Regions from separate parts of the Homo sapiens genome. Here all the other regions are linked to region 4. The links are chromatin loops, found by intact Hi-C in ENCODE. Cell type or tissue: endothelial cell of umbilical vein. All regions are shown on one strand.

Evidence for each region. Peaks named below come from ENCODE experiments on the same cell type or tissue, not always from the same donor. Only the 100,000 strongest peaks of a DNase experiment are listed, where the experiment ranks them.
Region 1: a loop joins it to region 4, with 8 times the contacts of the local background. A loop is called at or near these places in 4 of 110 quality-filtered maps.
Region 2: a loop joins it to region 4, with 5 times the contacts of the local background. A loop is called at or near these places in 4 of 110 quality-filtered maps.
Region 3: a loop joins it to region 4, with 2.3 times the contacts of the local background. A loop is called at or near these places in 2 of 110 quality-filtered maps.
Region 5: it touches region 4 in a loop (10-fold over the local background); 7 of 110 quality-filtered maps call a loop at or near these places.
Region 6: it touches region 4 in a loop (5-fold over the local background); 6 of 110 quality-filtered maps call a loop at or near these places.

The regions. Positions count from the first base shown.
Region 1 is chr17:31,593,810-31,598,809 of GRCh38, reverse strand. No RefSeq gene overlaps it. Among named protein-coding and RNA genes, the nearest start is that of MIR365B, 21 kb to the right of the region's middle. RefSeq lists enhancers at 1-292, 293-1,148, 2,021-2,160, 1,344-2,208, 2,209-3,075. In endothelial cell of umbilical vein, no CTCF peak of the experiment used is centred here; a DNase peak (open chromatin) is centred at 1,949; H3K27ac peaks cover 1,856 bases.
Region 2 is chr17:31,840,745-31,845,744 of GRCh38, reverse strand. No RefSeq gene overlaps it. Among named protein-coding and RNA genes, the nearest start is that of COPRS, 16 kb to the left of the region's middle. In endothelial cell of umbilical vein, a CTCF peak has its summit at 3,012 (motif pointing right); DNase peaks (open chromatin) are centred at 2,544 and 3,024.
Region 3 is chr17:31,770,430-31,775,429 of GRCh38, reverse strand. No RefSeq gene overlaps it. Among named protein-coding and RNA genes, the nearest start is that of COPRS, 86 kb to the left of the region's middle. In endothelial cell of umbilical vein, no CTCF peak of the experiment used is centred here; no DNase peak of the experiment used is centred here; H3K27me3 peaks cover 17 bases.
Region 4 is chr17:31,720,457-31,725,456 of GRCh38, reverse strand. No RefSeq gene overlaps it. Among named protein-coding and RNA genes, the nearest start is that of COPRS, 140 kb to the left of the region's middle. In endothelial cell of umbilical vein, no CTCF peak of the experiment used is centred here; DNase peaks (open chromatin) are centred at 1,226 and 2,956; H3K27ac peaks cover 3,810 bases.
Region 5 is chr17:31,556,707-31,561,706 of GRCh38, reverse strand. It overlaps MIR193A (microRNA 193a), which reads right to left and starts at 1,711; the gene lies at 1,624-1,711. RefSeq lists enhancers at 1,908-2,698, 4,032-4,656 and a silencer at 2,440-2,929. In endothelial cell of umbilical vein, a CTCF peak has its summit at 2,874 (motif pointing left); DNase peaks (open chromatin) are centred at 666, 1,416 and 2,766; H3K4me3 peaks cover 2,734 bases; H3K27ac peaks cover 2,905 bases.
Region 6 is chr17:31,579,159-31,584,158 of GRCh38, reverse strand. No RefSeq gene overlaps it. Among named protein-coding and RNA genes, the nearest start is that of MIR365B, 6.2 kb to the right of the region's middle. RefSeq lists an enhancer at 3,388-3,437. In endothelial cell of umbilical vein, no CTCF peak of the experiment used is centred here; DNase peaks (open chromatin) are centred at 1,808, 3,108, 3,298, 4,708 and 1 weaker place; H3K27ac peaks cover 2,540 bases.

The DNA.
Region 1 (5,000 bases), 130 kb after region 4:
TGAGGCCCTCGAGATCTGCCCCCGATCTCCTGCCTTGGAATACTTCCCCCCACACCCTGCGACTCCACGCTTTACCCCCCTCCACCCTCTGGAGCTCCTTGCACATTCTCGAAGCTTTACCTCCCCTCCTTGAGATCTTCATCCCTTGGGACCCCTTTTCTGCTCACACTGACTGTACTCCTACTCATCCTCCCTTCCTCAGGGGAGCCCTTCAGAGCCAACCCCTCCCCTACCACGTTCCCTCCTGTGCTCCCCCTCAGGGGGTCCTGCCCACAAAAGGAAAGCCACTGACATGTAGAGACTGCCAGACCTGCAAACTTTGCAAGACTCAGGAAGGGCCCTGGGGTTTGCCAATTACCTTAGGAAGAGATGTGGTGGGGTAGGAAGGAAGGGTGAGAACTTTGGTTGGGGAGGTAGGGAAGGCTTCCTGTAGGAGGAGGTGAAGGGGATGAGCCAAGGACTGCAGAAGAGGCCAGAAGGGGCCCTCTGGAGCTCCAGGCAGGGAGACCTCATCTTGTATCAACCCCAATTGCCTCCCCCACCTCCTTCTTCCCTCCCATTCTGCCTGGCTTTGGAACAATGGCCTGGGCCTTTCAGTAAAGGCTCACCAGGTGCTCCCAGCTTCCTCAGGGTCAGTGAGGATGGGCGAACACGGCCAGGTGGGGTGAGAGGGGTAACCTGCCCCTTGGTAGCAGCACACATGGTAGACCAGCCGGCAGTCACAGGAGGGCAGATCTGCAATATCCACTGTGGCCCCAGGCTGGTCTCCTCTGAACTGGCCCCAGCGGACTCAGTCGGAAAGGCCTCCTGTTCAAGAAATTGGTTCTCACCTGACATGAGGACTGAAGGCCTGGGGTTCCCCGTCAGGCAGCCTCTCGGGAAGAAGTGTCCCCCCATCCTCATTCTTTGAGTACCTGCCCCTTGTGCAGACCCAATGCAGCAGAGCATCCAGTAGGGCTGCTGCCTGCAAGAGGCCACGTCTGAGGATGGGGAGACTCTGCGGGCCCATGCGGTAGGTAGTCTACTGAGCACTTGCTTGGTGCCAAGCTCCATCCAAGCTGGGGTCTAGGGTCACAGGAGGAGCAAGACTCCCTTCCTGACCTCCAGGGACACCTTGTCCAGGGCAGGAAACAAACACAAGAATCCTTCATGCTTCATGCACACTCAACTGAGGACAGAGGTCAACCATGTAGACGGGCACTCCAACAGAGATGGCAACAGATTCACAATGGCCAAAGCCATCTCAGTTCCCCTCACAGCTCCTCTGTGATGGGAAGGTAGATCACATTTTACAACACTTATGCATAGAGGGCACATTTGTGCACACACCCAAAACCAGGCAAGTGCCTTAACCACTCTCGACCTCAGTTTTGACTTTTGCTAAATGGGCTTATGTTGTGTAGCTGTTGTGAGACTGGATGCAGGAATGGATGTGACAGGGCTCACCTCTCAGTAGGTATCCAGTGTTAGCTTCCTAAGCACAAGCAGCCGTCTTGGTGTGGGGCAAGATGGCAGGTGGGGACAGGGGTCTCTGACAGATGAAGTTGGGACCCCAATGCAGGAAGAGTGGGGTGAGTTGTCTGGGGCCAAACTTCAGGATGCCAGGCTCTGGGCACTGCCTTTACCTTACCTCTTCCCCCTGCAGGGTCAGGGAGGTCCCCATCCTGCCCTCCCTTCTAGGCTCATGACAGACCAAGCCACCCCATGTCCACCACCCTGTTGCTCAGTTGATGGGTCATGAAGCCACATGAGCTCATTGTTCCGGCCTGTCCCAGCCTTGACCATTCTGCAGTGGAAGAGCTGGTCCTAACCTGGAAATCCCCCCCAGCAGGCAGAGGGAGCAGCGCCATGCCTCCCTCATCGTAGCTCCTGACTCGCTGGCAGTGGCAGCCACTTCCTCTGGCCAGGCTGGGCCAGCAGTTGCGCTGCCTATAAATAGAAGAGTGAGATTCCTCGTGGCCCAGTGAATGGCACTGACATCCTGCCTCCGCCTGACTGAGCCCTGAGTCACAGGCCCCTGCCGGAGGCCCTGCTGCTCTGGGCAGACCAGGCCTGCACCACTGACAAGGCCTAGGAGGAAGCATTAGGGCAGTCAAGAGTCCCTGGGGAGGCTGACTGAGGCTTAAAGAAACGGGGCTGGCATTTCCTCCCGGCAAGGCTGGCCAGGGCCCTGCACTCAGGCTGGCTGGTGAAGAAGCGTGCTGGGGGGCTGCGTGCATGCAGGCACGGTGTCAAGGTGGCCGGCCCCAGGAAACACAGCAGCCTCTACACTCCCTTCCAACAGTGCAATGGAAGGGGGGCGTTTCCCAAAAGCCTCATCTGTGCTCATGGCACCCTCATTCTGCCTTTGCTCATTTAAAAGCCAAAACCAAACCCACACAAGATAGGCACACCCACAGGAGCTCAGAAAATTGGTGGGAAGGCTGGAAAAACAGGCCTGGGCAAGGGCAGGAACCAAGACAGCTCCTGAGGGCCAAAAGGCGGGAAGGGCAAGCGCATAGATTGGGGGTGGGGAGCAGGAATGCGTGGCAGGAGGCAGCCGGGAGACTCTGACTGTCCTTGTCCTTCTGCCCATGAATTAGAGGAGTGGACAATCTTACTGGCTAGGTGGGTCACATGTCCACCCTATGGCAGGGCAGGGCAGAGGGAGCCTGGTAGACTCTGTCCAGCAGAGAAGAGGCAGTTCCTCCCCAAAAGAAACTAAAGGCCTGTGAGGAAAGGGAGTTGGGTGGTCCAGGCTCAGCAGATGCCCACCATCCATGCTCTGCTCTGAGAGGGCCATCAGACACCCACCTATCCAGCAGGCTCTCCCCACCGGCCCTCATTATTCCCCACTCCCGCCCTAGCTGCCTCGCACTCTAGCTTTTGGGATGTGTTTTATTTTGTTTTCTTGTTTCTTTCTCCTCCACTGGATCCACTGGATTCCACGCTCCATGAGGACGAGGACCAGGTCAGGATGTGTTCACCTTTCCCTGTGCAACTGGCACGTATTAAATGAATGAATGAGCAGCCTGCATGTGTGGGGCACACACACTCATGAGCACACCCCTTACATGCACTCCTCACACACACTCACTCCATAGGCACACTCTCCCCTCCATGGTGTTCTCATCTAGTTTAAGAAGTGTGCATAGTGGCTCATGCCTGCAATCCCAGCACTTTGGGAGGCTGAGGCAGATGGATTGCTCGAGCCCAGAAGTTTGAGACCAGCTTGGACAACATAGTGAGACCCCCATCTCTACAAAAAATACAAAAAATTAGCCAGGTGTGGTGGTGTTCGCCTGTGGTCCCAGCTACATGAGAGGATCACTTGAACCTGGAAGGCTAAGGCTATAGCAAACTATGATTTTGCCACTGCACTCCAGCAGCCCAGGTGACAGAGGCAAACCCTGTCTCAAAAACAAAATAAAACAAAACAAACATGAGGAGCCCACTCTCTCTCTCACTGTCACCTCTAAATCTCTCCCCAAATCCCAGCTGTGCGATTGCATTCTCTGCAGTCCTGAGCCATGAGGAGTGAGACATTCTCCTGATTCACACCCAGGCGTTGGTAATTTCTCAGTCCAGAGGGACTGGGGTGGAAAAACCTGCTCTTGCTCAGGAGGAGGGGAAGTAAGTTTCTGCCCCATTTAAAAAGCCTCACTGGGTCAGACCTGGGGCCAGCACTTTGGAAGGCCAAGGTGGGTGGATCACCTGAGGTCAGGAGTTCAAGACCATCCTGGCCAACATGGTGAAACCCCGTCTCTACTACAAATATAAAAATTAGTGGGGTGTGGTGGCATGCACCTGTAATCCCATCTACTCGGGAGGATGAGGCAGGAGAATCATTTGAACCCAGGAGGCAGAGGTTGCAGTGAGCTGAGATCATGCCACTGCACTCCAGCCTAAGTGACAGAGCAAGACTCCATCTCAAAAACAAACAACAAAACAAACAAACAAACAACAAACAGCCTTGCTGGTTCCCTGTTATCTACAAGTTGAAGCCCTACCTCCACTGCATGGCTTCTCAGCCCAGGCCAAACCTTGGGGCCACAGGGAATTTCTGCACTTCTCCAAATACCCCATGTTCTTTCCCATCTCCATGCCCGCATGCAAGCTGATCCTTCCACCTAGAATTCGTTTCGCTCCCCTCCCCTGGTCCCCATTGCTTGCTCACCTTGCAAACTCCTAGTTATACTTCAAGACCCATCCAGATTTCATCCCCTTGCAAGACTATGAGCAACAGTAATGGTTTCTACTCCTCCCTTACCCAATTTGTCCTAAATGCTCAAGAAGCACAGATATACAGAACTGTGGGCTTGGCAAGGCCCTTAAAGACCCACAGTGGTCTGCAAGCCCAGGGTGGTTGGAAATGTGTAGGGTATTTTTTGGTTGCCACAGTGACAGGGACTGCTGCTGGCATTTAGTGGACTGGGGACCAGGAATGCTCACTAGGAAGAACTGTCCCTCCCAAAGGGTCAATAGCACCCTATTGAGAAATACTGAGCTGCCTCCTCTTGAATGGGGAACCCATGGCCAGGGAGGGGAGACGTCTTGCCAAGGTCACACAGCACCAAGGTGGCTGGTACTCACTCCTTTCATGGAGCACTCCTGGGCGGTGGGCCTGACAGTGGCCCTCTGACCCTCCAGGTCCTTAGATCCTGGCCTGGTGCTGGCCATGCTACCAGCGCCAAGGATGTCATGAGAAATGTGTCTGGGAATGCCCCTACAGCTCTCACCAGCTGCTGCACCTTCCCCACCCATGCTGGAGGCCAGATGGCCTGGCGTAGGCGATGATGTGCCTGGAATGTGGAGCCAGCCTGCCCGGGGAGGGGAGAGCCCGGCTTGTGGCTCACACACAGTCACCAGAGTGAGGGCCAGAGTTCTACAATTACAGTGTCTGGTTCCATGAGCTTATCCAAACACAAAGATCTGAGCCTGGGCACTAGTGAGCACAACACTCCAGGGCCCAGCCTGGCCAAGGCAGGTGGGGAGAGAGAGGCGAGGCCTGGTGTGAGAGG
Region 2 (5,000 bases), 120 kb before region 4:
GAGGCTGTTGAGAAATACAGGTACTAAGGGCCTGTTAGGAGGAACAAAAGAGTAACTTTTATTCTGACTTTTTTTCAAACAGTATCGTTCATCAAGAAAGAAACCACAACTGACCACAGCCAAAATCTTGAGTGATGGGAGAGGATATGTGTGTGGATCCAGTGTCTGGATGATCGTTTGAGACGTGTATTTGCTTTCCCTCCTTCATTCTCCTCTCCATGCAAGCAGTCAGTTGGCTCTCTGTCATTGCCTGAGTGGAGTCATGCAGCAGAGTCTAAAGGAGCCAAGAAATCTCTCTGGCTTTTGTTTTACAAAATGGATTTACTGATTTGTTTTTTGGTAAGGAGGCAAAGGGGTTTTGGGCCAACAGACTGTGCATCTTGAAGAAATCTGGAAGAAAAGAATTTTCCCCAGGATCCCCCCACCCCCAACAACAAAAAAAAGTCTTAGGTTGTGAGATATGGTAGAGAAGAGAGAGAGATTGGGGGATGCTAAGGGCAGGTGGAACAGGAGCGCTGCTTCTTGGAGTGTCCCTGGGGAGCTAGGTCTTCAGAGAGTGATAGATGTTAGTGCTTGTAGGCAGTTGGGACTGTCTTGCAATGCCCAGGCCTTGGCTGGGCGCGGTGGCTCACGCCTGTAATGCCAGTACTTTGGGAGGCTGAGGTGGGTGGATCACTTGAGGTCAGGAGTTCAAGACCAGCCTGGCCAGCATGGCGAAACCCCGTTTCTACTACAAATACAGAAATTAGCTGGGTGTGGTGGTGGGCGCCTGTAATCCCAGCTACTCGGGAGGCTGAGGCAGGAGAAATGTTTGAACCCAGGAGGCAAAGTTCGCAGTGAGCAGTGAGCCGAGATCACACCACTGCACTCCAGCCTGGATGACAGAGCAAGGCTCTGTTTAAAAAAAAAAAAAAAAAAAAAAAAAAAGACACCCTAAGCATTCTAAGAAGCTGATGGACCCAGAGGGCCCAGGGAAGACTTCTGAAGATGGACGGTGGATGACCTGATGCCCACCCCCACTTGCCTCCCTAGCATGACTCCAAGTAAGTGAGGAGAACCCAGAAGGCCTGGATGGAAGCTCAGGGTCAGAAATTAGGATAGTTAGAAGGACAGAATTGCTTCTTGTGAACCCCCAAGATGCAAGAGATGCCAAGTTGCAGAAGCCTGGACATGAGTGTTACAGCTGGGGTTCTGGGGGCATCATCAACTAGATCAAGATGATGTATTTGAGGTATCATCATTGGTTGATTAATACCAGAGTGCTAATAATTTTTGTTTTTATTTTCTATTTTGATGAAAAACTTGCAATTTTTGTACTGTAGTGGAACCAACAGGATTGTGCTGTTCACAGTTTGTATAGGTAGTTTTATGTTTTTTTTTTTTTTGAGACAGTCTCGCTCTGTTGCACAGGCTGGAGTGCAGTGGTGGGTTCTCAGCTCAATGCAACCTCTGCCTCCCGGGTTCAAGCGATTCTCCTGCCTCAGCCTCCCAAGTAGCTGGGACTACAGGCGCCCCCCCCACCACGCCCGCCTAATTTTTGTATTTTTAGTAGAGATGGGGTTTCACCATATCAGCCAGGCTAGTCTTGAACTCCTGACCTCAGGCGATCTGCCCGCCTCAGCCTCCCAAAGTGCTGGGATTACAGGTGTGAGCCACCGCACCCAGCCAATTTTTGTATTTTTAGTAGAGACTGGGTTTTGCCATGTTGGCCAAGCTGGTCTTGAACTCCTGGCCTCAGGTGATCTGCCCGCCTTGGCGTCCCAAAGTGCTGGGATTACAGGCATAAACCACTGCATCCTGCCAGTTTTATGTGTTTTTGATGGCTCCCACTTGTTTCTGTCTGTTTTATGGCTTTTCTCCTGTTGGGAAATTCTGGGGCAATGTAGCCCTTCATCCCAGCCCCAGCTTAGCTTGGTGCTGTGTTTCCAGTAGGGTTGGTGGTCATAAGACCTCCGGAGGTTATGATGGGCAGTGCTTCCCCAAGTTTTACTCTCCACACTTGTGTGCCTGGGCTAAGACGGGCCTTTCCAGAGAGGCTTTCTTTGCCTTCTCACAAGCAGACTGTGTAGAGGCTGCAGAGACCAGGCTCTCTGTGTCCAGAAGCAACCTGCTGGATTCAGCAAAGCCCTGCTGCCTTGAGGAAATCTGAGACTGTCTCCTTGGGAGATGGAAGTAAACTCATGGGCTAAGTAAATATCTTGGCGCTGCACTGCCCTTGGTTTTCCGGAGTTTGCATTCTTGGGCCCAACTTTTCACAGGATGGTTGGAATATGGAGAAAGAGAAAAAATAACCCTGGCTGTGGCCCATCTGGATTCTGCCTCCTAGTTTTCCCAGAAAAGATTTTCCACCCAAATAAATGAGAATAATGGAATGGAGGACTGTGTGTGTGTGTGTGCACTCCTGAGTGTGGCAGGCCAAGGAGGAGAACTATCGGGTGGAGGGAAGAGAAGTTGGAGGGTGGAATAGGAAGGCAGGAGGCAGGGCTGGCTCCCACGTTGTTGACTTAGCAAGTCTGGCTGCAAAGCCAAGGCCTTCGGAAAGAACGGCCTCCCTGCTTTGGGCAGTTTTCCAGGACTGAGCTAGATCCTGCATTGTTTATGGGCAGGACAGTTCAGTTGGATTCCTGCGCACCAAGGTTTGGAGAATGTCACCAGGATCTGCCCTCTGTGATGGCCCATGGAGTAAAGTATGACCATGGTTTTAAAAGAAGATACTTCCTCCCACCTCACAGGGTTTTCTAGTCCTTCTCGCCTTTGAGTCAGAAAGAGAAATTTCTCCCGGAGGCACGCTCCACGTTGTAACCTTTGCAAGGTGCAGTTGGTTTTCCTTTTATTTTCTTTTTTTCTGGTCAGGTGGTTTTTATTTCAAAAGCAATCTCCTCTGATACCCTCTCATTAGCTGTTGAACAAATGTGGCAGATACAAGTTAGAGCCGTGCATTTGGCAGCTGAATTCAGGCAGGCGCCTGAATTTCTCTGGGCTGCTGCCTGTGGCCTTATTCTGTTTGTCCAGCAGGTGGCAGTAAAGACCCACTGACTCCGCTGTCTCCGTAGGACCCACCGACTCTGCTGTCTCTGGTGCGACCCACATCCAGGGGCTTTGGAGGAGAGGCTGAGTCTGGTTCAGCGTTACCTTCCTGTTAGCTGGCTTCCTGCTGGCTGGCAAACCCACCTGCGAATCCTCAGGATTTACTCCGGATTTACAGCTGAGTTTTCTCAGAAGCGGTTACTGTGAAATCTAGGGCCAGGGTCATCATCATTCCTCCCAGCACCTGCCTGAATCCGGCACGTGGTAAGCGCTTCACAGATGCCTGCCGACATCAGCCAAAGTGTGTGCATATGGGAAGGAAGGTGGAAGGCATTGTGCTGCGTCCCTCTACCGGGTCACATGCCAGGTGTTTTTCTTATGAAGTAGGGTTTATAATTCCCACTTCAGAAAGAGAAATCGAGGCTCAGGGAGGTGAAATAACTGACCAAAGGTCACAAAGATAGGCTGTGACCCAAGTCAGCTGACTCCAAGTTTTCAGCCTTGTATGCTTGCCGTACTGAGGTGGGAAACATTTAGATTCAGCGAGAGTCTAGGATGAACTTAGTTTTAGAAAAGCAAGGGAATTTAGTGTAGGTGTGATCTTTATTCATTAACGTATTTCTGGGCACCTGCCATATGCTGTGTACTGAGGAGGAAGAGGTAGAGGCTGTAGTTCCTGCTTTCATGGAGCTCGGAGTGGAGTGGGGAGGCAATGGCACACAGGTCATCACAACACCATCCATAACCATGGAGAGGGTAAGCCCGGGGTGTGGGGGAACCTAGAAGGGTTGGGGGATAAAGGAGACCCCTCAAAGGAGACGGTCTCTCAGCTGAATTCTTTTTCTTTTTTTTTTTTTTTGAGACAGAGTCTTTCTCTGTTGCCCAGACTGGAGTACAGTGGCATGATCTCGGCTCACTGCAACCTCTGCCTCCCTGGTTCAAGTGATTCTCCTGCCTCAGCCTCCCGAGTAGCTGGGATTACAGGCTCCTGCCACCATGCCCAGCTAATTTTTGTATTTTTAGTAGAGATGGGGTTTCACCATGTTGGCCAGACTGGTCTCGAACTCCTGACCTCAAGTGATCCGCCTGCCACAGCCTCCCAAAGTGCTGGGATTACAGGCTTGAGCCACTGCGCCAGCCTCAGCTGAATTCTTGAGGACTTGCTGGGCAAGTAGTGGTGGGGGTGTCATCTAGGCAGAGAGAGCTGTGTGTGCAAAGCTCCCAGGTGTGAGAGGAGTTGAAGTGTTCAGGGGGAACTGGCAAGGGAGGTGGTGAGGGATGAAGTCTGGTAATCACAGGGCTTTGAAAGTCATGCTGAGGGGCTTGAAAGGTTTTTAACAGGTATGTGACATGGGCAGATTTTCATTTTTGGAAGATTATTCTAGTGTCTGGCAGGGAGTGGCAGGAAAAGGCTGAGACTGAAGGCAGGGAGGCCAAGCTAGAGGCTATAGTCTAGCAAGAGAGGATGGTGACCTAAACTAGGGTAATGGCTATGGAGATGGAAGGAGGTGGACAGATTGGAACTATTTATAGAAGGTAGAGCTGGCAGGAGTGGGAATAGATTGCCTGTGAGGGGAGGGCAAGGGAGAGAGAAGACTCTGGGATGAGCTTGAGGTCCTGAGTGGAGCAACCAGGTGGATGGAATAACCTCTTAAGTGTGAATGATTTTTATAATTATTATGTACTTTCTTTTTTTTTTGAGACGGAGTCTTGCTCTGTCGCCCAGGCTGGAGTGCAGTGGTGCAATCTTGGCTCACTGCAACCTCCGCCTCCCAGGTCAAGTGATTCTTCTGCCTCAGCCTCCCAAGTAGCTGGGATTATAGGCGCACATCACCACACCCGGCTAATTTTTGTATTTTTAGTAGAGACGGGGTTTCACCATATTGGCCAGGCTGGAGGCTGGTCTTGTACTCCTGACCTTCTGATCCGCCTGCCTCGTCCTCCCAAAATGCTGGGATTATAGGCATGAGCTA
Region 3 (5,000 bases), 50 kb before region 4:
ACCTCGCTGGCAGTGCAGTGAGTTGACATCACGTACCTCCTGACTGAAGCATCGGGGCTTTTTTTTGTTTTGTTTTGTTTTTTTTGTTCTATTCCTGCCAAGAATGCATGGCCTGGGTCTTCCCATTGGGAAATTGAGCAGTTGTCCCCAGTTGAGAGTTATCTTATAAAATTAAAGACCTGTAAACTTAAAAACTATAAAGGAAAATTGTGAAAGAGAAGGAGAAACTTCCAGTTTGAAGGAGGTGTGAGGGCTGTGACAACTAAATGCAATGTGTTCCTAGATGATCAGATCGTGTATCAGAAATGAAAAAAAAGACCTGCTGGGAAAATCTGCCTGGGGATGGTGGATTGGATGGTGAGGTTGTGTCAATGTCAATTTCCTGATTTGGAAGTTTCGGTCATGTGTCCTTGTTTATAGGAAATACACTCAGGGTATTTAGGCACAACGGGCATTGTATCTGAAGCTCTCTCTCAGAAAACGACCAGTGATTCTATCCACTCTGTGTCTAGAGAGGGAGAACTCACATGGAAGTGAATGTGGAAAGATATAGCCGTCGGGAAACTTGGGAAACAGAAATATGGCAGTTCTTTGTATTATTCCTTATTTTTCTGTAAATCTGAAATTATTTCAAAATAAATTATTTATTTATTTATTTATTTTTTTGAGATGGAGTCTTGCTCTGTCACCCAGGCTGTGGTGCAGTGGCACAATCTTGGCTCACTGCAATCTCCACTTGCCGTGTTCAACCAATTCTCCTGCCTCAACCTCCCGAGTAGATGGGATTACAGGCATGCACCACCATGCCTGGCTAGTTTTTGTATTTTTAGTAGAGACGGGTTTTCACCATGTTGGCCAGGCTGGTCTTGAGCTCCTGACCTCATGATCTGCTGCCTCGGCCTCCCAAAGTGTTGGGATTACAGGTGTGAGCCACTGTGCCTGGCCCAGTTATTTTTTAAAAGATACAAAAAGCCCACTCATAATTTGACCAATCCATGCGTAACTGTGTAACATTTTAGAGCATTTCTTTCCAGTCGTGTGTGTGAATTTTTATGTAGTTTAAATCATGCTCTACATACAATTTTATATCCTACTGTATCATTTAACATGGTAACATAAACATTTTCCTGAGTGATAAGACAAACGCTCTCTAAACATTTTTTTTAATGGCTACATAATGCTCCACTGACAGGTTGTATCAGAACTTACCACTCCAACTATTGTTGGACAGTTTTCAGGTTATTTCATTAAAAAAATTATAAATCATACTGCAATGAGTATCTTTGATAATAAAGTTTTATATTTCTTTGCCTTACAACAGACTTCTAGAAATGAAATTACAAAATGATATGAATATCTTAAAACAATCGGCATATATAGCACCATGCTGCTTTTCTTTTTTGAGATGGAGTCTCACTCTGTCACCCAGGCTGGAGTGCAATGGCACGATCTTGGCTCACTGCAACCTCCAGCTCCCAGGTTCAAGCTATTCTCCTGCCTCAGCCTCCCAAGTAGCTGGGATTACAGGCATGCATCACCACGTCTGGCTAATTTTGTATTTTAGTACAGGTGGGGTTTCACCATGTTGGCCAGGCTGGTCTCAAACTCATGACCTCAGGTGATCCACCCACCTCAGCCTCCCAAAGTGTTGGGATTACCGGCGTGAGCCACAGCACCCAGCCACCGTATTGCTTTTCAAACCACATTAGCAATGCAATAATTCCCAACAGCAGTGAATGAGCACTAATTCCAGCACACCCTCACCAGCATTTAAAAATTCTTTACTCTTTTGATAGGTGAAGAGGGAGGACTTATTGTTTTATTGTGTGTTCCTTCAATTTCTGGAACTTGAACGTTTTACTAGTGGTTTGTGAAACCAGTTGTGGCTCTCTGTTGACATCACCATGGTTTTCATTAGCTTGTCTAGACTGGATGCTTCTCCTAGGACTGGGGCCATGTGACCTTTGTGTCTAGTGCAGAGCTCTCCTCTGAGGACCACCAGCATCTGGTGCCCATGCCTGGCGCTTTCTGGAACCATCTGACTTCAAAGTTGCTCATGTGCATGGCTGCCTTTCCTCTTGTCAGAGGCTGTTTAGGGAGCTGGTATCTCACTCAGCCTGGGCCATTTCCGAACTAGTCCTTCTGGTTAGTTCCAGCTCCCTGGCCTGGGAGCAACTCTTATCTACTTTCATTCTATTAGACTTTTCCCTCCTTTATTTTTCTCTTTTGAAAAATAAAAATAGGATTATTGATTATTTTCCCTTTGAGTATAAAGGAAGTTTATATTCATGTAAAAAAGTCAGATATTATAGAAAGACGTAAAAAAAAGAAAACTCTCTAGCAGTAAAATGAGTTTGGCAAAACTCATTTTGCCAAAAAAATTAACAGCAGCCAGGCACAGTGGCTCACACCTGTAATCCCAGCACTTTGGGAGACTGAGGCGGGTGGATCACTTCAGGCCAGGAGTTTGAGACCAGATGGGGCAACATGGCAAAACCTTGTCTCTAATAAAAATACAAAAATTAGCCAGGCATGGTGGTGTGCGCCTCTTGTCCCAGCTACTTGGGAGGCTGAGGCAGGAGAATCACTTGAACTTGAGAGGTAGAGATTGCAGTGAGCTGAGATTGTGCCACTGCACTCCAGCCTGGACAACAGAGTGAGACTCCGTCTCAAAAAAAAAAAAAAAATTAACAACATAAAAACAACACTCTATAATCATATAATCCAGAGCTATTTGATATTACTATTTGGAATATTTCCTTCCAGATTTTTCTACGCATATACGTATAGATTAATTTTTATAAAAATGGACTTACTTTTAAAATTTTGGTTTAAAAGAACTTTTAAAAGTTCGTTTTTAAGCATCCACATTAGATCTCAGATTTATATATATAGTTTGCATCCAGTACTTTTTTGGGTAACACAAATATTAATACAGCCAAGTATCAACCGCATTCCACTTCTGTGTTAAAAACAAGTTTCTATTTGTAATGCACTACATTCCTGAACTGTTGTAAAAAACCTTCTTGGAATTAGTGTGTGAATGTTTTTTAAAAAAACATTGCTTAGGCCAGGCGCAGTGGCTCATGCCTGTAATCCCAGCACTTTGGGAGGCCTAGGCGGGCAGATCACCTGAGGTCTGGAGTTCAAGACCAGCCTGGCCAACATGGCGAAAGTCCGTCTTTACTAAAAATACAAAAATTAGCTGGGTGTGGTGGTGCACACCTGTAATCCCAGCTACTCAGGAGGCTGTGGCAGGACAATTGCTTGAACCCAGGAGGCAGAGGTTGCAGCGAGCTGATGTGTCCAGAATTGGTTGCTTCCGGTGGGTTATTGGTCTCGCTGACTTCAAGAATGAAGCCATGGACCCTCGCGGTGAGTGTTACAGTTCTTAAAGATGGTGTGTCTGGAGTTTGTTCTTTCAGATGTTCAGATGGGTCTGGAGTTTCTTCCTTCTGGTGGGTTCGTGGTCTTGCTTGACTTCAGGAGTGAAGGTGCAGACCTTTGCAGTGAGTGTTACAGCTATTAAGGGTGGCATGTCCAGAGTTGTTTCTTCCTTCTGATGGGTTTGTGGTCTCGCTGACTTCAGGAGTGAAGCCGCAGACCTTCGCAGTGAGTGTTACAGCTCTTAAAGGTGGCGTATCTGGAGTTGTTTGTTCCTCCCGGTGGGTTCGTGGTCTTGCTGACTTCAGGAGTGAAGCTGCAGGCCTTTGCAGTGAGTTTTACAGCTCATAAAGGTAGTACGGACTCAAAGAGTGAGCAGCAGCAAGATTTATTGTGAAGAAGGAAAGAACAAAGCTTCCACAGTGTGGAAGGGGACCTGAGCGGCTTGCTGCTGCTGGCTCAGGTGGCCAGCTTTTATTCCCTTATTTGGCCCCACCCACATCCTGCTGATTGGTCCATTTTACAGAGCGCTGATTGGTCTATTTTACAGAGTGCTGATTGGTCCATTTTTACAGAGTGCTGATTAGGTGTGTTTACAAACCTTTAGCTAGATACAGAGTGCTGATTGGTGCATTTACAATCCTCTAGCTAGACAGAAAAGTTCTCCAAGTCCCCACTTGACCCAGGAAGTCCAGCTGGCTTTACCTCTCAATCCCCTCTCTAAACAGGACACCCCAACTGCTGTTGGGAATTGGGTGATGAATGCTCTAGCTACTTCCTGTGGGATAGGGGCAAAGAAGGGGCCCTACAGTTGTAGTGTCCTCCAGAGGGGAACTCTTTAGGCCAGTGAAAGGGCCAATGGGTCAGTCCAGGGGTCCTTGGTAGAAGTTGTTAGTTGAGCTCATTTAGGGTTCCATTTGTAAGACCATCTGTAGCTTGATGGCCTTGATCCTAGAGGAAACAAATTTGACAAGGAGATTAAAAATACAAGGCCTGAAGGCGAGTAATAGCCAGATGGCTGCCACAGGACCTAGAAAAGGAAGAAGCCATGTTGCCCAACTCCAGAGGTTGGTATAAGAGTTTGAAAGGCATCTGATTTCAGAAGCCTTTTCCTGTAAACACTGGGTGGCATCTTGTACTATCTCTGGCTGGTTAGTGTAAAAACAACACTCTTCTCCTAAGAAGGTGCAGAATCCTCCTTCCTCCACAGTGAGGAGGTCTAGGCCTCAGCAGTTTTGGAGAGTCACTGCTGCCAAAGAGTCTATTTGGGGTTGTAGAGTAAGGATAGATTTCATTAGTTCTTGCAAACTGAGAAATCCTTTGAGAGTGTGTGGTAGTAGGGTAACGAAGTAGATAAACTGGCTATTCCAGTTCCTGTAGCAGTAGCTATTCCTAACCCTATAAGTAGGGGTATTAGTTGTCTGGCTCTGCGCTGACAGACTTGAGCTTTGAGGCATTCTGATAGGGTCTGATTTCCTGGGGCAATGTTAATGTTGGGACTTAGAAAGACTAAGGTGCAGGTGCCTGTCCAGTTAGTCGGGAGGCAGATATAGGTCGACGTTCCACAAAAGACTATACCTCGGCTGGGTAGAGATAACTGGTTTGTGTATGTTAAA
Region 4 (5,000 bases):
AGATGGCATGGACCCAAAGAGTGAGGGGTAGCAAGGTTTATTGTAAAGAGCGAAAGGACAAAGCTTCCACAGAGCCGAAGACGACCCGAGCAGGTTACCCCTGCTAGTTTGCAGGGGAGGAGGGAGTGGTCAGCTTTTATTCCCTTATTGTACCCCTCCCATGTTCCGTTTCTGTCCTATCAGAGTGCCCTTTTTTCAATCCACCCCGTGATTGGCTACTTTTAGAATCCTGGCAATTGGTACATTTTACAGAGCGCTGTTTGGTGTGTTTTACAGAGCACTGATTGGTGCATTTTACAATCCGGTTGTAAGACAGGAAAGTTCCTGATTTGGTGCATTTTACAAACCTCTTGTAAAATAGGAAAAGCTCCCCAAGTCCCCACTACACCAAGGAATACCAGCTGGCCTCACCTCTCACTGGTTTCCCCAACTGTGGAATGAGACCTGGGTGGTGCTGCCTACTGCCTGCTGTCTGGGGTACCTGAGGGGCTGGTGGCTCAGGAGCTCATTCCCTTCACCCCCACTCGCTTCGGGGCAGTGTTAGAAGGACATTGGCTGGAAAATCCCCGCAAGTCAGTGGGTCAGCAAACAGCCTGCACGAGCTCCAGCCTCTTAGTCATCCTGTCCAGGCCAGGGCTGCCCACTCTTAGGAACTGCCTCTTGCTTCTTCTTCGCTCCACCAAAACAGACTAGCTTGGGTTTGAGCTTTGTCTGGGCGGCCGGGAGGGCTGTGCTTCCCTGCTGGCTCATTCTTGATAACCTCAGGCTAGTGATCTTTAAAGGGAGCTCCCTCCCTGGCCAAGCACTGCACACCCTGGACCCCCACACCGCAAAAGGAAAGAGGGGCAACCCCGAGGTGGAGTTGGAAGCTCCCAGACAGGCTGTGGAGTCTCCCCAAAAGCAAGTTGCACTCAGAGACCAGAGCCCCAAGATGGGGGAGGACCCTGTGTTTGGTGCCTGGTGTGAGATGTGGTTGCTTCTGGTTCTGAGGGGCTGGCTTGTCCCGCAGAAAAGAAATACAAGGTCAAAGCCAAGGTGCCCCCTATACTGAGAACACAGGCCCCTGGGCATTGACACCAAGCATGACTGTGACTGACGCTGCTGCAGGCGCCAGGGACAGAGGGGATGACATCTCTACCCCTCAAAGAGTTCACAGGCCTCATTGTGGGAGCAGATACAATAATCCCATGATTTGTGGTTTATCGCGGAATGTCCATTCATGAAAGTCTAAACAGGAAATGGTTTTATTTTTTCACATTGCTTTCCATGATGCGATGAGAGTCCTCCCTTTCCTGTCCTTTGACACATTTGGGGCAGATTCCATAGCTTCGTGGTCCCTTTCGGGGGTGTGGCTGGGCAGGCCCAGCCTCATCTTTGGGGCACAGAGGTGCCGGGTTCTTAGTGCCTTTTGTTCTTGGCTTTGGGCCTTCTCTTAGTTCTGGGTAGTTAAGTCCTTTATATGACCTATAAGATCGGCTGGGCACAGTGACTCATGCCTGTAATCCCAGCACTTTGGGAGGCCGAGGTGGGCAGATCACGAGGTCAGGAGTTCAAGACCAGCCTGACCAATATGGTGAAACCCCGTCTCTACTAAAAATACAAAAATTAGATGGGTGTGGTGGCATGCGCCTGTAGTCCCAGCTACTCAGGAGGCTGAGGCAGGAGAATTGCTTGAACCTGGGAGGCGGAGGTTGCAGTGAGCCGAGATCGTGCCACTACACTCCAGCCTGGGCAACACAGCAAGACTCCATCTCAAAAAAAAAAAGGATGAAGTACAGGGGCTCGTGGGAGCTGAGATGGGGGCAGTCAGCCTGACTGCGGGGGCAGGAAAGGCTCTGGGCGACCTCTTTCACGCCAGGTGTGGCTGGACTCAGATTTCCTCAGGGGAAAGTGCTTGATGTCTATGACGTTCTCCTCTTCCAGAAGTTTCCTAAGAGCTCAGGGCCCCTGTTTTGAAGTCATTATGAATGTGAAGGCAAGGCCCTTCTCTGTCCCTAGTGTTCATCAGGACCCGCACATCCATGGTGATGAATGAATGAATGAATGAATGAATGAGCTGGTGCCGGTTGGGAATTGTATTTTCTTGTGCTTTGGTTAATGGAGTGTCTTGGGATTCTAGAAGAGTTGGAATTCTTTGGAAGAATTTCTAGAAGGCAAGTATTATAGATTGAATTGTGTCCCCCACCCAAGTTCATCTGCTGAAGCCTTAACTCCCCATGGGACGACATTTGGAGACAGCAGCTTTTAGGAGGTAATAAAGGTTAAATGAATTCATATGGCTGGGGCCCTAGTCCCATAGGACTGGTGTCCTTCTAAGAAGAGGAAGAGACACCAGAGAGCTCTCTCTCCACACGCAGAGATGAGGCCATGTGAGGACACAGTGAGAAGGTGGCCACCTGCTAGCCAAAGAAGAGCCCTTGCCAGAAACTAGCGCTGCCGGCACCTTCATCTTGGACTGCCTGCCTCCAGAACTGTGAGAAATCGATTCCTGCTGTGTAAGCCCCCTAGGTCTGTGGTATTCTGTTACGGCAGCTCAAGTAGATGGAGAAAGTGAGACGACCCAGCCTGAGCTAGCAGCTAGGCAGCTGAGAGCTGGGCTCCACTGAGCCATGCAGGAAGCTTGCTCCTGGCCAGTCCTCTGCATCAGCCTGCTGCTTGAGCTGGAACCCCCTTCTTCAGCATCTGCTTCCTCTCCTGGACAGCCCCCCGTGCCCCAAGCTCTCCCTCTGCCCTCTTCTTGGAACAAGCTCTCAATCCATGCAGTGCCATTTGCGCCCTCCAAGGTTATACTCATGGGACTGTGTCCTTTCCGATGACATTCAGTTGGCCGGTCTATTTATAACAATGACTCACACACCACCTCAACTTCTGCAGGAAGAGTTCGGCTTGGGAGCCAACTCCGCTGGAATGTAAAACAATTTGCCCTTGTAAATTATCACCATTTCATTTCCACAACATTGTTTATCCTTGGCCTCCTCTTGACCCTAGTGCCAAATCACTTCACGAAACCCCCTACATCCACCTCCGGTGCCACCATCCTCTCCTGTTTATCAAGAATCTTGCTGGCTCCATGACCTGCACCACCAAGCAAGTTCCTCTTCAGCATTGACCTTGGGACCGAGACTTCCTTGCTCTGCAGATGGGAAGGCCTCTGCTAGACACTCTCCCTTTGTTTTCATGTTGATTGCTTGGAGTGAGCTCAGGTTGGGACTGGGGCAGGGAGTGGAAGACTCTGGAAGAGAGCTCTGAGCCCCCATCCTTGGCCTGAGGCTGCCTTCTCCAACCCTGTCTCTCAGCCTTTGACATGAAACACCCACAGCACTGCAGGCTGACTTCTGCATCCACCCCACCTCATTCCACAGCAACTGTTCTCATCTCCTAGTTGACACATCAAGGTGATCCTTTAAGTCCCAAGTTTCAGCAGTCTCTCTGCAGCTTTTGACATGGTTGAGCTCGGTCCTCCCTGGCTTCTGACACGCCACCCTCTCCTGGTTCAGGAACAGCCCTAGGCTCCATAACCTTCTCATTTATGCCTCCACTTCAGCCTCCATCTTTTCTCCCTTACATCACTACACAGCCACCAGCTGGATGCCCTGCCTTCGGGCTCTCCCTCTCAATCCACTCTCTGTCATCAGATGATGTCACACCCCTGCTTAAGTCCCTACCTTGCATGGAATACAGGCCCTAATGACCAGTCCTGGCTGGCTCTTGGCCTCGTATTCTGCCCCTTATTCACACTCCACCCCAACCCCATTTTCCAGCCTCCTGGACTACTCAGATGCCTCCAGATTGACTTTCTTCTCTCACATCTCTTTGCCTTAGCACATGATGCTCTCACTGCACAGAACACTCTTATTGCCTTCTTCTTTGTCTGAGCCCTATAATTTGGAATTCTGCTAGGTCATCCCCTTTGGCAGAAGGCTTCAGGGAGCAGCCCTTCCTCTCCTCCCCTGGCGTCTTCCTCACTGCCCACTGCTGAACCATCTGTGTGCTTCCCTCACTGGCCCCGATTCCCACTCTACCTACCGACCTGACACTCCAGCCCGGATCAAATTCCTTTATTTTATGCTCCCATGGAGTGATTCCATTGTCTTTAGAACACTGCTTTAGTTAGTAGTTTTATTTCATAAAAACCATTATTTGATTATTGTCTTAATCTCCCCCACCAGGCTGGAAACTAACGAGAACAGATAAATCTTTATCTTCAAATAGGGATATTGTTTTTCTTTTTAAAGAACATTTACTATTAAAAATTCTATTTTTATTTATTTATTTATTTATTTATTTTGAGATGGAGTTTCACTCTTGTCGCCCAGGCTGGAGTGCAATGGCGCAATCTTGGCTCATGCAACCTCCACTTCCCGGGTTCAAGTAATTCTTCTGTCTCAGCCTCCCAAGTAGCTGGGATTACAGGCATGTACCACCATGCCCAGCTAATTTTGTATTTTTAGTAGGGATGGGGTTTCACCATGTTAGCCAGGCTGCTCTCTAACTCCTGACCTCAGGTGATCCACCTGCCTTAGTCTCCCAAAGTGCTGGGATTACAGGTGTGAGCCACCGTGCCCAGCCCCTATTATATATTTTAAAAGACTAATGAACACCTGTTATCCATGACCCAACTTTGTCCAATCTTACCACTTGCCATATTTGCTTCAGATGTTTTTTTGAAGATATAAAGATGATTGAAAGCTTCTAAGTTTCAATACACATCTATAGAACTTGCTGTCATTACGTGTATAAATGTTTAGATATATTTATAAAATGTGTGCAGTGTCTAAGGATTAACGACAACAGCAAATACCTGCGTACCCACCACTCCATTTAGGAAAAAGAATATAACCATTCGTTTGAAAGTCCCCTCTGAGGCCCTCCTCAGCCCCTCCCCTTTCCTCAGTAACCATTATCCCAAATTGTGTGTGTGATTTTCATGCTTTCTTTATACTTATACCAAATATATTTGTATCCCTAAACAATAGATTGTTTAGTTTTGCTGTGTTTTC
Region 5 (5,000 bases), 160 kb after region 4:
GGCACCACAGTGCTCCTCAGGCCTCATTCCCAGCCCTGTGAGTCCACCTTCCCCAGCCGGTCCCCTCCAGGGTGGGTGCAGGGCAGCCAGCCAGGCCTGCTTTTCGGCATCTCATTGCTCCAGCCCACTTCTGGGATGTTTTATGACCACGCAATATTCTGGAGATTTCCACTTCATTTACTTTTAGACACTGATCCCCAGGGCTGGGAGAGGCATTGGTTCAAAGGGAGAACTTTGTTTTCCCAAGCTGATTCAGCGCTCCAAAGAGCATTTTTCTTAATTAGGGGCGAGGTCTCCAGTTGAAGCTCCCATCAGTTCCACTCCTAGACAATTTTGTCTCCAAACTAAGAATTTGTCAAGATGTTCAGAAATCTACCCCATGGCCAAACTCTTTTCTCCCATAATTCTGACATCTGCATGTTCCACTGGGTAAGCCTCCAGGACAAAGCTAACATGGACAAAAGTCAGGCCAACTGCAGGACGGGGTATGTCCCTTCCTGGCCTCCCAGGCCCAAACCTGCCTCCCTGACCCCAAAACACACCTGACTGCCTACCACACACCTGACTCCCCTGTGTTGGCTCCCACATGCCCCCAAAACAGGGACAACAGTATGGGCAGGACGCCTGCAAAGGACTACTCTACACGTGGCCTGCAGAGGCAGGGAGCCTGTGGGAAAATGCCTCTTGAATGGGTTTTTACACGACCTGGCAAGGGGTGGGCCAACCTGGCCGTGATGGTTCCTCCCTCTCACCCTCCCTCCTCCCAGCTCCTAAAAACCTCTCCTGTTTTCCAAAGCCAAGTAAGACAGGGACCAGACGTTCCCTATTTTGTCAACCAGTTCTTCACACAGTTCAAGTCACCTCACTGCATGTCCCCAGATGTTTTTCCACGGCCAAGAGCCAAAAACACAACACAAACAAAGGACAAATAACCAAAGTTCCAACACCAGGCAAACCCGAGGTTTCAGGGGTTGGTGGGTTTTTGTTTTCGGGGAGTAGAAGCAAACGCACTAGAGGAATAGATAAGAGACTTTAAAGGAGAGTTTAAGGAATTCCAGCAAAAAACTTGAAGAGGACTAGAGTGGGTCCACATTATGTTGCATCGGTCAGGGAACAAAAGACCGGCCATTGGGAACACATCCACAAAGATCCATCTTTAATGAAATGGTGTTTGGGAGAGGAACAGGGGCTTCCTGCGCCACCGGGCCAAACCTCCGCTTCCCACCTCCCCAGGGGCAATTCTAGAAGTCAGGCCCCGTTCTCCCCACCCCCAAGCTCAAGGTTGCCGCCCTGGAAAGCACAGCAGGGCAGGCCTCGGTAAGTGGCAGGGCTTGGCCCATGGGTAAGCCGGGTCCCGTCTGTCCACTCAACCCAGGTCGCCGGGGCGCGGTCCACGTCTGCCCAAAGGGTACGGACCCCAAGCAGTGACCGACTCACACTTCCGAGAGCGTCGCTATTTCTCCAGCGAAGTGCGGGGATTTCCCGAATCACCGCACGCAGCCGGGGCGAGCGCACCTCACCACTCCTTCTCCAGCGTGGACCTGAGAGGCAGCCTGGCCGGAGCGCACGCCAGCCCGGGAGGAAGCCGGCCTGGGGCGAGGACCGGGGAGAAGACGCTGGTCCCGGGGGCCGAGAACTGGGACTTTGTAGGCCAGTTGATCCGACACCCTCATCTCGCCCGCAAAGACCCAGCCCTCAGCTCCCATCCTCGGAGTTCGGGGTGCGTCCCCGACGGGCTTCCCGGGGCTGGGTCCGGTCGCCGGCTCTGTGCACCGCGCTCCGCTCCGCCGAAGCTCTGGGTGTCCCTCAGGCGGCGTTCCCCGGGAAAGTCCACCGCCCCGCCCGACCTCGGGTCGCGGGCTCCAAACCCAGCCCTCCAAGGGTTACACGACGCTCGGCGGCCTCCACGCCACCCCCGGGCCGCCTCGGCTCAGGCCGAGGGACAGCGCTGGGGGAGGGGGAGGTGCGGGGACCAAAGCCTCCCCACCGCAGCCCCACTCCCGAGTGGGGCGCAAGAGTTATGCGCCGAGAAACTTCGCCACGCTCCCACGCCGCGCCTGCGAGGCCCAGCTCCGCTCTGCCTCGGTTACCTGCGCTCAGCTCGGCGGGCGAGGGGCGCGGGGCGCGGGGCAGGAGCCGTGGCCGACCTCTCGCAGCAGGCCGCACCCTCCCGCAAGGCCGAGCCCGCACCGCTGCCTGGGCACGGGGGCCATAGCCGCTAGCCGGGGCCCGCGCCCCGACGTTCCGGGAGCCCCTCGAACTCCTGGCCGGGGGCCGTGGCCTCGCTCGACCTGCCCGGGACCTGGGGGCCGCCGCCGCCCCCTCCGCTAGGAGAGCGAGCCCGACGAAGCCGGGAGAGGAGCGGGGCGGCGAGACCCCTCGAAAGTTGGGGGGGTCGGCTTGCTCGCCGCGGCCCGACCTGGCTCCACGTGCTGGTGACACATCAGGAAGGCTGCGCGCCCCGCGGCTCCCGGCGGGCGGACGCGGCCAGCGCCCGCCCGCACCGCCTCCCGGAGCCGAGCGGACGGCGCCCCGCCCCGGCCCGCCCTTCGCCCGCCCCTAGGCGGCACCGCCCCCGGCCGCGACGCCCGCTCCAGCCTGCGGCACCGGCGGGAGAGACCCTGACGGCGGTGGGGGGTGGCCCGGGTTCCCAGGTCCCGGGTGGCCCGCACTGCCCCGGGGATGGGGTCCCGACGCGGGCGGCCCTACTCGACAGTCTGGAGTGCCTTCCTCCCAGTCACGCAGTCCTTCCCGCCCCGGAGCCCAGTAATTTTCCCTTTTCCTCCTTTGACCCGTCCGAGCAGCTGCCAGCGCTTCCTCCCGCGGAGACCGGCGCGGGGAGCCCCCTGCCGGCCGCTCCGCTCCCGGGCCGCGCCCCCGCCCGGTGGAGCGCGCCTGCCGCCGGCCTCAACTTCCCCATCTAGAACCTGGAGCCGCCGGGCACTTCTGGCAGGGCTTTGGTGGCAAAGATTATAAATTAAAGTGCCAAGCATAGTACCGGGCAGCATACTTTCTTGAGATGTTAAAATTTCGTGCTTTCAACTCCCAGTTCCAGCGGCCTGCAGACAACCTCTCTTCCTGGCTGTGCTGTTTGAAAAGCTGAGTTCCTTTAGGGAGACTGTGGAAAAGGAGTGGGACAGAAAAGCTTTGAGGCTGAGTAAGAGCTGTCCCAAGATTAGCGAGGGGTGGGAGGTCAGTGGAATCCCCTTGGTGGAGACCTGCTGCCCCACTGTCTCTCCGGAGACGCCAGGATGTGGGAGAGTAACTGCGTGTCTCCTCTGGGACCTGAACCAGGCCTCTACCAAGATCCCCAGCCTCAAGATGGCCAGGATTCCAGGCACCGTGGGTGATGGGGAAGCCCAAATAACCACTGAGGTTGAGTTTCCCAACCTCTTCAGGTCGAGATTTGGAGCCATTTAAAGAAAATAACGTGACATATCTGTTTGTGTCCCGACATAGATATTAGCTATGTTCCTGCCTTCTCTTTCCTGGCCTCACCAACCCAGATCATGCCTTTAAATCTCACTATGAGGCTGGGCACGGTGGCGCACACCTGTAATCCCAGCACTTTGGGAGGCCAAGGCAGGATTGCTTGAGCCCAGGAGTTTGAGACCAGCCTGGGAACATAGTGAGACTCTGTCTTTACAAAAAGTTAAAAAAAAAAAAAAAATTAGCTGGGCGTGGTGGCACACACCTGAGGTGGGAGGATCGCTGAAGCCCAGGAGTTAGAGGCTACAGTGAATTATGATCGCACCACGGCACTCCAGCCTGCGTGACAGAGGGAGACCCTGTCTCTAAACTTCACTTTGGTAAGGGTTGAGTGGTATATCTGGTTTATCTGATCCCCACATCGGGATCCCTGGGTAGGACATGTCCAGGAGCTGGTGCTCCCAGGAGTGCGTAGCTGGGGGAGGGATGGCGGCCAAGCGCTGGCAGAGATGCCCAGTGCTGGGGCATGGACAGCGCTGGCCCCAGGCCTCTGTAATCGCCATTTTGTGGGAGCGCAGGATTAGAAGGGAAGAAAGAAGATGCCCTGACGTTGCTGGAGATGCAGCCGGGGCTGGAGGGGGTCTGGAGTTAGTGTTCTGCTTTCTCTTCCCCTTTTATTGCTCGCTCCAAATCTGACAAACCCTTAGGATCTCTGAGACTCAGGAGCCGGGAGGAGCCGGTGTCCTGGGGGGATGAAAGGGCAGGGTTGTAATGGGTTTACCCCGGTGCTGATCCCAGAGAAGCTCGAAGAAGATTAAGATTTGCTCCCTGGGCCTGAAATCTCCCTGCTACCCCCTGACCACATCAAAGGACACGGCCGTGGGGGGTGCCTAATCCCATCAATGGAATCAAAGCTGGACAAGAAAGGAAATTCTTCGATCTTGGGGCAGCAGCAGGATGCAGCTCACTACAGAAAGGCAGATCGAGGTCCTGGCCTTTTCCACTGGCGGGAACATCCCAAGAAAGATCCAGTCCACAGGCAGATAGGGCCTGCCCTTTTCTTCCTGAGGTGGCCACTGCGGGAAGGTCAACCACAAGAACTTGGGATACCCAGCAGCAGGACTGGGCCTGCCTCCAGGGGCAGAGAAGGACCCCGGGGGCAGGGGGTGGGGGCTCACCCAACATCCCAACATCATACAGCTTTTCTGGCTCCCAGCTTGACTTCTGGAAGGGGCTTTTGCATGTGACACTCCTTGCCACCAGCGTTTCCCAAAAGGTGGTGCTCATATGAGAGATGGTTTTAGATGGAAAAAAATGTAATATGTAGTATTAAATATAAATTTTCTGAATATTGCTGTTACAATGAGGCAAAAATGGTTAAAGTGAGCCAACTCAAAGACAAGAATTTAGTAAATAATGTTATAGGTAGTATTCTGATATGACAACAATAATGGCAGTGGTATGCAAATGCAAATTACTAAAGTTAGAAAAATAGACCAGGCGCAGTGGCTCAGGCTTGTAAGCCACAAGCACTTTGGGAGGCCAAGGCAGGCAGATTGCTTGAGCTCAGG
Region 6 (5,000 bases), 140 kb after region 4:
ATCTGTCACCTGATAAATGGCTAAACAAACCGTGGCACACCCATACAATAGAATAATAGAATGCCTTCCAGCAATAAAAAGGAACGAACTACTGAGATGCATGCAACATGTGGATGGGTCTCAAAAACATGCTGAGTAAAAGAAACCAGACACAAAAGAGTACATGCTATATGATGACCTTTACATGAAATTCTAGAGAAGGCAAAATGAATCTGCAAAACAAAGGCAGATCAAGGTTGTCTGAGTCAGAGGGATTGGTCATAAAGGGGATAAAGAAACTTTTAGGGGCAAATAAGAAATATTCCACATCATGATTGTGGCAATAGTTACAAGGGTGCACGCATTTGACAAAACTTATGAATTATACACTTACGGGTGGGTTTTGTTACATGTAAAGTATACCTCAATAAAGTTTATTTTAAAAAATACAAGACCAAAGAAAAACACTGCCTGTATTAAAACCCTTTCTGTGACAGAAACCCAACTCAGGCTGGTTTTAGGGAAAAAAGGACAGGCACACTGGCTCGCACCTATAATCCCAGTGCTTTGGGAGGCTGAGGTGGGAGGATCACTTGAAGCCAGGAGTTTGAGACCAGCCTGAGCAACACAGCAAGACCGCATCACTAGAAAAAAAAAAAATTAATTAGCCGGGTGTGGTGGCATGTGCCTGTGGTCCCAGCTACTCAGGAGGCTGAGACAGGAGGATTGCTTGAGCCCAGGAGTTTGAGGTTGCAGTGAGCTATGATTGCACCACTGCACTCCAGCCTGAATGACAGAGCAAGACCCTGTCTCTAAAAAAAGAAAAGAAAAAAGAAAAGGAAAAAGAAAAAGGAAAGGAAGGAAGGAAGAAAAGAAAAGAAAAAAGAAAAGAAATGTATTGGCTCACAAAATCAGGTTAGTCCAGGCTGCAGCTGGTTTCAGGCATGGCTGGATCCAGGGGCTCACTGATGTCTGGATCCATACTCTCCATCTCTTTGTTTTGTTTGTTTGTTTTGAGATGGAGTCTTGCTCTGTCGCCCAGGCTGGAGTGCAGTGGCATAATCTCAGCTCACTGCAAGCTCCGCCTCCTGGGTTCATGCCATTCTTCTGCCTCAGCCTCCCAAGTAGCTGGGATTACAGGCACCCGCCACCATGCCCAGCTAATTTTTTTGTATTTTTAGTAGAGATGGGGTTTCACTGAGTTAGCCAGGATGGTCTCGATCTCCTGACCTTGTGATCCGCCCACCTGGGCCTCCCAAAGTGCTGGGATTACAAGCCACGGTGCCTGGCCTCATCTCTTCATTTTCTTTCCTCTTTGTTGGCTTTGTCAAGTTGAGGACAGGATGGCCACCAGCAGTTCCCAGCCTACATCCTATCAATACAGCAACTCCCTCAGAAAAAGAATGCTTCTTTCCCCATAACTGCTGCAGATGTCCCATGGCAGAGTCTCAGGACTTGGCCTCCAGGCCTGGAACACATGCCAGTGTCTAAAGCCAGGGTTTGGGGTTGGCCACACCAGAACCCCAGAGATACAGGGTAGGGGAGAAGTGATCTCCTGAAGTTATTAACAGAAAAAAGAGGTATTAAAAGAGGTATTATCAGAAGGGGGCATGGAAAGCCAACAGATGGCCACCTCATACCCAGGGAGTAGTGTCAGCATACACCCCTACCTCCAGACAATTCCACATTGGCCAGACTATCAGGGACAGACCTCAAACCCACGCGGGCCCAAGGCTGCTTTTCCGTGACATCACAAACTCTGCCTATTAGCTACAAGAATCAAAACAGAAAGTAAGCACTAATTGCTTCCCCACCAGTCCAGCCAAACAGAAAGCCCTTCCTGCCTGTGCTGGGCTGTCTGCACCCCAAGGAAGCTGGCAGGGGAGGGAGCAGTTCCACATCAGCCACTCTGGCCCAGGCCCAGCAGGAGTGCCTCGGAGCTGACGGAGTCCGGGCTTATAGGACAAACCCCCTAGAGGGGAAGATGCCTCTGTGGGCGCTGGGCCTCAGCAATCTAGACCTGATGGGAATCCAGAGCAAAGAGGTAAAGCTTCAGTTTTCCAGTCCAGAGCCACTGTCCCAATACTTCACCCAGGGAGGAGACTGTCAGGAAAGGTTGTCCTTGCAGGGTCAAGGATGGAAGGCACCATCCTCAGGCTGTGACCCAAACTTCATTTCCTGAGCCGTGTGGGGCAACCACCATTCACTGGGCATCTTCCCCATGCCAGGCATCACTGAGTTCTCTGCTGAAGTGTACTCCTGGCCGGGAAGGGAAAGGCAGCCACAATTTCTTGTATCTATTTGGAAGAAGCCTAGAAAGTACCCACATTCCTACAGGGAACTATGGCACCCATCAAACAAATGAGGCAACAGGCTCAGCAGGGAGCTTTACCCCAGGTTCTCAGCTCAGTGACCGCCTTGATCAGACTCCCAGGCAAAGGCTCGTCCCAGCCCAACTCCAGGAGGTCAAAGCGCTTGTCTCAGCCTTGTCCAGCGGCTAGGCTGCTGACTGAGCTGAGGGCACTTCTGATCCAGGAAGCAGGAAGCCAAGGCAGCTTAGGGCTATCTTCCAACCCAGCTCCCCAGGGAACCTGGGCAAGAAAAGCCTGAGCTGATGCCCACTGCCCCATCTCCCACTAAGGTGCTGGCTGAATCTGCCTGTACAGCCATGCTGCTTTCTGGGAAGCAGGTTTAATGGACATCGCTGCCAAGAGTGTACACTCTGCTGCAAAGTGCTGGGCCGGGGGACGGTGAGAGCCAGACTGAGGAGGGAGAGGGCCAATGCCAAGCAAGGAAGGAGCGGAGGAGTACACGGGGCCCTCCCTTCCAAAGGAAGCCCGAGGGCTGGCCCAGAGCCACTGGGCTCCGGGAAAATGGTGTTCTGAGCTCCCAGATTCTATCTCTACCCTCCACGAGCAAGGCAGGCTGGTCCTCCGGCTCTGCAGACCTGCCAGGGAACAGCTGACCACTTCCTGGAGCCGACAATGCACCCATCGTTAGCTCCCTGCGCTGGCTGCCTGCCCAGCCTGCCCGCAGGCCAGGCCTCTGGAGCTGAGCTGGGCAGGAAGGAGAGAGGGGCAGGGACAGTCTGCTAGAGACCTGGGCACCCCCAGTAGAGCTCTGTCCCTGAGGACTCAGACAAGCAAGCCCCATGCAGGGCTGTGTTCCTTCCTAGATGCCTCTGTCCAGGCAAGGAGAGCTGGGTGACATGGGCCAAGCCTCTTGAGTGTTCTGAGCCTGTTCCTCATGTGTAAAATGGGGCCAAATCTCACCGTGCCCACAGCTGGGATTAGTGCAACAGGGCAGGCTGCGGGCAGCTGTGGGTCCAGGCTGGCTGGCAGGGGACACAGAGCATTGGGAAACTAGGGGATGATGACTCACCCTGCTGGGGCAGCCCCTACCCACGCCTCAGCATACTGTGATGACCAAGTGTCCAATTATTATTAAGCACAAGAATATGCTTCTTATGATCCATATGCTCATCATGAATACTAATGACTAGTACTACTGAAACAGCACTAATCTGGAGGGTCAGAAGTTGTGTATTTTACATCTCATCTCTGCCATATTCTGTGTCTTCAGATAAGTCCCCCGATCCCCTTAGCCTCAGTTTTCTGCTTGCAAAATGAGGATCAAAAGATGACTGAGCAGCAGAGACAGTAACGGAAATGAAAGTTGGCCAACTGCAAATGGTCACATCCCTTGATCGGGCTCTGAAGGCAAAGCTGGAGGAAACCTCTTCCATCTCTAGCTTGTGGGCATTTAACCCAACAGTTCTCCTCTGATTGCTTAAGAGACTCACCTGAGGAACATAAGAAAAAAAAAAATAATAACTGGTCAGGTGTGGTGGCTCATGCCTATAATCCCAGCATTTTGGGAAGCTTGAGCCCAGGACTTCAAGACCAGCCTGGGCAACATAGTGAGACCTCGTCTCTACAAAAAAAATTTTTTAAATGGCCAGGCACTGGGCGTGGTGGCTCATGCCTGTCATCCCAGCACTTTGGGAGGCTGAGGCGGGCAGATCACTTGAGGCCAGGAGTTTGAGACCAGCCTGGCCAACATGGTGAAACCCTGTCTCTACTAAAAATACAAAAGTTAGCCGCACGAGGTGGTGGGCACCTGTAATCCCAGCTACTCGGGAGGCTGAGGAAGGAGAATCACTTGAACCCAGGAAGCAGAGGTTGCCATGAGACGAGATCGCACCACTGCACTCCAGCCTGTGCCACAGAGCAAGACTCTGTCTCAAAAACAAAAACAAAAACAAAAACAACCACCAGCCAGGCGCGGTGGCACACACCACACGCTACTTGGGAGGCTGTGGGAGAATCACTTGCACCCCGGAGATTGAGGCTGCAGTGACCCAAGATCGAGCCACTGCACTCCAACCTGGGAGACAGAGAGAGACCCTGTGTTAAAAAAACAAACAACAAATAAAAAACAACAAACAAAAACAAAGATACCAGTCTTTGGGCCCTTTCATTCCCCAGCAATTCAGATCCAATGGGTCCTGCATGGGACCAGGCATTGGCATGTTTTTAATGCTCTCAAGTGATTCTTCTGTGCAGCCAGGTCAAGAAGCAATGCAGCCGCCCACTTATAAATCAGACGGGATAAAGCCCTCTTGTCCGGCATCCTCACTGACAATTTCATCAATCCTGGTTTAGAGAGACCTGGTGCTGCTCAAACACCCTCCAGCAAGATCACTGAGCTTCCTGGCCAGAGGCCAGCAGCGGCCCACAGCATATCCTGCTTGGTAAAAAGAAAATAAAGGCTTTCTGGCCTGAGGGCACAGGGCCATTGCTCAAATGAGTTATGAGCCTGACCCTTTTAAAAGTCCCAATCCTGCTAACTGGGTGGGGAAGTACAGGCATGAGTTAAAAAGGCTGGAAAGATAGATTTAATTAGCAGACATTATCTCTAGGTATGGGCATTTATAAGCCCTTTCCATCTCTTTTTGTTTTGTTTTGTTTTGTTTTTTGGAGGCAGGGTCTGGCTCTGTCGCCAAGGCTGGAGTGCCATGC